Regions from separate parts of the Homo sapiens genome. Here region 2 is linked to region 1. Evidence: chromatin contacts called from ENCODE Hi-C or POLR2A ChIA-PET data. All regions are on one chromosome and are shown on one strand. The core of a region is the stretch at or near the end of the contact, and the rest is flanking DNA. Distances in the headings are between cores, read along the strand shown.

Evidence for each region. A loop is a pair of places that touch in the nucleus more often than their neighbours do. ChIA-PET counts read pairs that join two places held with the same protein, here RNA polymerase II (POLR2A). Pooled maps may share reads with other maps.
Region 2: a map of psoas muscle shows a loop between it and region 1 (2.3-fold over the local background). The contact joins two enhancer-like sites. A Hi-C loop is called at or near these places in 6 of 168 maps with a recorded cell type or tissue (IMR-90, aorta, ascending aorta and 2 more) and 5 of 50 pooled maps. POLR2A ChIA-PET finds 5 or more read pairs at or near these places in 4 of 52 experiments (AG04449, IMR-90, OCI-LY7 and 1 more).

The regions. Positions count from the first base shown.
Region 1 is chr9:122,038,295-122,041,744 of GRCh38, forward strand. TTLL11 (tubulin tyrosine ligase like 11) reads right to left here. Exons shown (of 9, transcript NM_001139442.2): 2 at 978-1,074. Among named protein-coding and RNA genes, the nearest start is that of TTLL11, 53 kb to the right of the region's middle. RefSeq lists an enhancer at 633-1,832. Within about 2 kb of position 1,871, at least 4 of the 41 ENCODE cell types and tissues checked have a DNase peak (open chromatin) inside an H3K27ac peak, as active enhancers do; they include psoas muscle, where a contact is called at or near this core.
Region 2 is chr9:122,074,212-122,077,661 of GRCh38, forward strand. The region is part of intron 1 of TTLL11 (tubulin tyrosine ligase like 11); the gene reads right to left. Among named protein-coding and RNA genes, the nearest start is that of TTLL11, 17 kb to the right of the region's middle. Within about 2 kb of position 1,625, at least 5 of the 41 ENCODE cell types and tissues checked have a DNase peak (open chromatin) inside an H3K27ac peak, as active enhancers do; they include psoas muscle, where a contact is called at or near this core.

The DNA of each region.
Region 1 (3,450 bases), core at 621-3,120:
CTCCTTCTCCCTAAGCTGTCCTACCATCTTAAATATCCTCTTCATTCAGCCATCAAAAATAATGAAGAGACCCGGTACAGTGGCTCACGCTTGTAATCCCAGCACTGTGGGAGACTGAGGCAGGTGGGTCACTTGAGGTCAGGAGTTCGAGACCAGCCTGGCCAACGTGACATGGCAAAACCCTGTCTCTACTAAAAATACAAAATTAGCCGGGTATGGTGGTACAGGCCTGTAATCCCAGCTACTCGGAAGGCTGAGGCAGGAGAATTGCTTGAACCTGGGAGGCAGAGGTTGCAGTGAGCCAAGATCGTGCTGCTGCTCTCCAGTATGAGTGACCAAGCGAGACTCCATCTCAGAAAAGTGGTAGAGATTAAAATGCAAAACAAAAAAGTTGTATTGGGAGGTTGGTAGTGGAGTGAGAGGGATATCTTAGTGCTGGCTATGATGCTTTTCTAGCACTAAGATTTCTCCTTGCAGGATAAGTCTTGCTGAGATAATGTCATTAGGTAAAAGGCAGAGGCTGTGTGCAGCCTGTAGTACTTAATATGGAGACCAGTATATTTGGTTTTAAAAATGGTACCTCCAAATATAATACTTAAAGAAAAGGGAAGCTGATACCCCATTTCTATGACATATGCCTAGAATTTTGGTGCTTTTGTTTCCCGCAAGAATGAAATGTTCTATTATTTTTTCATTTTCAGAATATATTCCTCTCATTAGAACCCCATATTATATGCATAACCCAAAAAGTGGAAACCATGTTCTTCCACCAGTGGCATTAGACCAAGAAAGCCTGCCTTTGAACCTTTAAAAGCCTGTCTCCAATCCTTAAAACCTTAATGGCTAGTGAACACAGCAATTCCCAATTAAGAGTCCTCAAATCTGATCTCAAAAATAACTGTCATGTTTTAGTAGAAGAGTGTATCTGAGACTTGGCCCTAGAAACATGTTTAAATGTCAACAATAACAGCAGATACCTGGAAACTTGTTCACTTGACCGGAGAATATGTCATTGTCGTGAAATGAAACTCCATGCCAGTAGATGTCACAAGGCAAGCGCCGGCCAAATGGGAACTAGAAGAGAAAAAATGTGACTCGCAATAAGAATAAGAAGAGCAGTGACCACACTGAGTATCCATTATGTACAAATTCCTGGCACCCTGGTGTACTTACCATGGTTTAATCCTTATAATACGCATATGAGGTAAGTGATATTCTTTGCCATTTTACAGATGAGGAAACAGATTCAAACAGGTTTAATAACTTGTTCCAAGTGGTAGAGCTCTGATTACATGTGGCAGATACTACACTCCTGGCTTTGCAGGCACCATTTCACTTTAATCCTTATAACTACCCTATAAAGGATTACTCCCATTTTGCTGATTCAAAACTTGGGGCTGACAGAGGTAATTTAACATGCCCAAGGGTCACACAGAGCTGGTAAGGGGAGGAACCAGGATTAGAGTCCAGGTCTATCCAAATTCCAAGCCCATACATCCCTTCCTCTGAAAATTACAACCCTCAACCGAGCCCAAAAGAATAAGCTTTCAGAGTCCCTCTTCCCTTATCTCTCTCTCTCTCTCTCTCTCTCTCACACACACACACACACATACACACACACATATGCTCCATGAGGGTAAGATGAATCCCAGGGCCTAAAACAGTTCCCCAAACTCGTAAAGACTTCCTGAATTAATAAATGAACAAATCAGGAGTGGTCATCTGACTCAAGATGAGATAACCAGATTCTCTCTTCCAGGAATCTGGAAATCAGAGATGCCAGGCAGCCTCTGCTGGCCCTTGAACTGGCAGGGATAAAAAGCCAGGGCAGGGCAGCTGTGCTTGGCTATGTGCACAGGAGCAGAGACAGCCAGTCTGCTGAGAGACAAGAAAGGAGCAGGTGTGGGAGGGAAAGCAGAGATGAGACAACATAGCCCTAGAAACTCAGACTGAGTGGCCTCAGACCCGCGTGAGCCTGTAAGATAGCCTTGTATCCTGAGAATACCTTTTTGGTCTTCTAAAATCTTGTTTGGCACAAGCTATAGAGTTTCAATTATTTGAAGCCAGAAAATTTCTCACCGAGACAAAAGGGCCTGTTCTTTCCACTACATCCTGTTGCTTCTCAAAGTTATCAACAAGCTCTGCATTTAATGAACATATTTTTTAAATCTGTAACTCAGATGACCTTGTTAAAGGAGAAAAGAGAGGCCATGTTAGTTCATATTCAGAATTTGCTTGTTAAAAGTGCACACAAATAGATATGCCAACATATTAAATAAAAATCTTTTGATTTTCCCATTCTAGGACTATAGGTAATCAGAATTTTTATCTACTTCAAGTTGAGGGGCCAAGGTCCAATGGAAGAACATAGCCTTACTAATGAAATGGTGGTGACTCAATGCTTTCCATACATTCCACATTAAAATGAAGCCAGCCTCAAGTCATTTAAATCAGTCACATTATTTCAAAGCTGTGCACAATGAGGCATATGTTGTACACTCTACTCACATTAACAACTTCCATCTATAATTTACAGCATTTTGCTCATTTTCTTTTTATGCAATGGGCTGTAAGTTATTAATTCAGTACTCATAAATACAATGAGATACAACATATGTTATTTTCTTCTAGCTGTTAAGTGCTAATATAGAGAAGGAGAAAATAACCAGAATTAAGCAGGCTATCCGAGCAAAGGGTAAAGTGGCTTTGCTTTGTTGCCCACAATGAGGAACCAACACCTTGTCAGTGGGCAACCCAATGACTCTTATCTCCTTTTTCATCACTCTTCAATGCTTACCACCCTCATGAATACCAAATTGCCCCCCCTTTTAGAGGCACCTTTAGCTCATTCAGTTTTGAGAAACTACCATTTTTAAAAACATGTCCATTCACTCAGTAATTATTATATGCCAGACTAGGTGCTAGGAATATGGGGGATATAATTTTAATTAAGTCCCAGGATTTCATAATCCTACCTCTTTTTAAGCTCCTTTAAAAACTGTCCGCTTACACAGCTAACATCATACTCAATGGTAAAATACTAAAAGCTTTAAAGCTTTTCCACCATGATCAGGAATAAGACAAAGATGCCCACTTTTATTTTACATCAACATAGTATTATAAATTCTAGCCAGAATAGGCAAGAGAAAGATATAGAAGGTGTCCACATTAGAAAATAAGAAGCAAAATTATCTGTTTGTTGATGACATGATCCCATATGTAGAAAACTCTAATGATTCCACAGAAAAATATTCAAAGTAATAAACAAATTCAGCAAAGTTGCAGGATACAAAATCAACACATAAAAATCAACTGTGTTTCATACATGATGAGGAGCAATCCAAAAAGGACCTTTTTTTAAAAGAATTCCATTTATAATAGCATCAAAAAGAATAAAATACTTAGGAATTAACCAAAAAGGTGAAAGACTTGTACACTGAAAACTATAAA
Region 2 (3,450 bases), core at 375-2,874, 36 kb after region 1:
TGCAGTGAGCCGAGATCGTGCCACTGCACTCCAGCCTGGGCGACAGAGCAAGGCTTCATCTCAATTAAAAAAAAAAAAAAAAGAGTACCATGATGCTGTTCACAGGTAAACATCTTTAACACTTTAACATATGGAATATTTTTACAATTATAAGCTGTATAACAAATGGATTATTCATGATAACAAATGTAAGTTATTGTATAACATATTGTCATCATGAAGGTACTTGTTGATTTAAACTGGGAATTGAGAAATATTTTGGTTTTGTAAACTAACATCAGATGATTTTATATTTGGGTGGTTTTTTTATTTACAACAAGAATTTTCTGGCAATGGCAGTCATGTCTTATTTTAATAAGCCAGTATGTATTGTTCCCCTTTGACAAATTCAATAATCAAGAGACCATGTGCTGGGCATTGTGGCTCACACCTACAATCCCAGCACTTTGGGAGGCTGAGGCAGGAGGATTGCTTGAGACCAGGAGTTTGAGCAACCTGGGCAATACAATAAGACTTTCGTCTCTACAAAAAAAAAAAAAAATAGCTGAGTGGGTTGGCATGAGCCTAGTCCCAGCTACTCGGAAGGCTGAGGTAGGAGGATGGTTTGAGCCCAGGAATTTGATATTGTGCCACTGCCCTCCAGCCTGGGCAAGACAGCAAGACACCCTGGTCTCTTAAAAAAAAAAAAAAGACCTTGTTGATGTAATCATATCTAAAATAGTCTGTGTTTCTAAATAGGGATCTGCTTTGACATTTGATAGATGATTGATGAGTCCCTTTAAATTTTTTTAAAAATCCCTCATTGGTATCAGATTCACATTCATATTGTAATTCAATAATCTGCTGTTTGCTTACTGTGGCAGAATATTTTTGAATTTCAAGTTCAAATCAACAATACTATATAAATATTAATAACCAACATTCATTTATCATTAATAATCCATTATTGTAACAAATTTGCTATTGATATGTAAGTACTATATTGATGAATTTAATATTCTTTCCTTGAGGAATGGGTCCCTTTTTCTAATTCACACAAAACATGATGGGCGAGTAGGGATCACAGGGATGGTGTCTGATAGTGATCACCCGTGCCTTGCACAGGCCTTGGGCCACAGCAGACATTCAACACATATTTGTTGAATGAATAATAAAGAACTTCCAGGCCTCAATATATATGCTTTATTTTACCATACCTTCTAGAAATACTTCTGCACAGTTAATGGAAAAGTGTTGCATACATTCTTAGAATAACAGTTCTTAGTGACCAGCTAAAGCTTATTAAACTGTCACACAGCAGGAACCACTTGCCTCTCCCTTCGTTCTCTAAACACAGAGCATTTTTCCAAAAAGAACGCCTTAGGAGGAAGAAGTTTTCATAGCTGTAATATATCATTAGAGGAACATCTTTGCAACCTGCCTAGAGAGTCATAAAGTTTAGTAATTTCTAAGAAAATGCCATAAAAATCCAGTAAGATGGTAAGGTTTTGTGTAAGTAATCTCAAGCAGAGTCTGAGACTCCTTAAGTAAGGAACAAGTGCACAGGCTAAAGAAAGCTATGTTATCATGGAAAGTAAACCCTTCCAAAACCTAAGGCTTTTGGGCTTACAAACAGCTGGCTCTCTATTTCTGGACTGGGCTTCGCAATGCCAGAGACAGGCATGAGTTCACTGCCTGGAATCCCTTCATGTCATTTCCCTTTAAGGAAAACAGTCATTTAGAAGGTAGAAAAAAAAATCAGCTCTAGAACCATTATTGATTCCACAGTTCAATTCAATCAGCATCTGTGAATGCCTTCTCTGTGCCAGGCACTGGAAGGACTCAGAGATGAAAAACAACATCTTTGTGATGATACTCACCCTGAGGCTGGGTATCTTACAGTCTATGGGAAGAGACAGATCATCTTAATCAATAATCTTCCCCATCCACCACCATTCTGTCTGTCCCAGGGCCAACACCTCTCTCCTGAGGTTTATAATAGCATCCTAACTTGCCTCTCTGCCTCCACTCTTCAAGCCGTCTGTAAGCCATCCTCCATAAGGCAACCAGAGCGATCTTTTTAAAAGTGTAGTTATCTTGCTCCCTGTACATGTTGGCAGTGGTCTGGCCTCTGCATGTGGTCCGGCCCCCGAGTGTCTGCTGGCAAGGCAAGAATCAGACTGGAAATTCCCATACCAAGCCAGGCCCTCTGAAATGCCACATCCTCAGTGGGTGAAACTGGAAGCAAACCTTCTGTGTTTTGGCCTTGCCTCAGGAAAGGGGAAATAAAAGGAATAAGTCTCTGCTCAGAATGTCTAACCATGATACCTTCCTATCCAAGTATGGAGTCAGAATTCATCCTACACCTATAACCAAAAGAAAAGTCTAACACCAAAAAATGTAGTTTTAAGTGTTCTGGGTAGTAGAGCCCCCTGAGGCATCTGTATAAAAGGAAGATTCTAACTTGAAACCTAAGCCTCAAAGAATGATCAGCAAGTAAAGTTCCAAGGAACATAAGATCACCATCAAAAAAAAAAAAAAGGCCTAACACCTAAATCAGAATTCCAAAAAGACAGAAGAGAGTGGATGAGAGACAGTATTTCCATAATTGATAAGACACCAAACCTCAGAGACAAGAATCCCAACAAATCCCAAGAAGAATAAATCAGAAGAAATCCTCACCTAGAAATGTCTTACTGACAGCGAAGACATCTAAGACAAAGGGATTTTAAAAACAGCCAGAATGAAAGACATTTTACTAGCAGAAGAAAAAATTAGACTGACAACTGACTTCTCAACAGCAAAATGGAAATGAAAAAACAGTGGCATATCTTCAAAGCGCTGAGACCCTATAGCTATCAACTTAGAACAGTATGTACAGCAACACTATTTTTCAAGAACGAGGAGAAAATGAAGGTAATTTTGGACAAATAAAAACTGAGTTTATTAAAACATACTTCCAAGAGAAAGGAAATGACCCCAGAAGGTAGGTCTGAGTTGTAAAATAGAATAGCAAACAAAGAAAATGGCAAATGTGGGTAACTCAAAAGGACACAGACTATATAAAATACCAATAACGCCTAATTTGTGAAGTTCAAAAAAGAATAAGATAGGACTAAAATATTGGACAACAAACGCATATATGTTGGAAGTGATGTGGCCAAAATGAAAAAGCATACTAAAGATCCTTGCATTGTTAAAAAGAGAATAAAGACAGTAACCTTAGGCTTTGTGAAATTATACACACATATTAAATTTTCTAGGGTAATCAATAGAAGAATAAAAATAGAATATGTAACTTCCAGACTAGTGCAGGGAGAAAATGAACAAGAAAAAAAATCAATTAAAAAAGATATGAAATCACAATCACAGAAGAAATTTTTAACATAACTCTTAATAGATCAGACAAAAATCAGGGCTATAAAATTTATATAATACAATTCACAAGTTAATCTAACACACATATGTAAA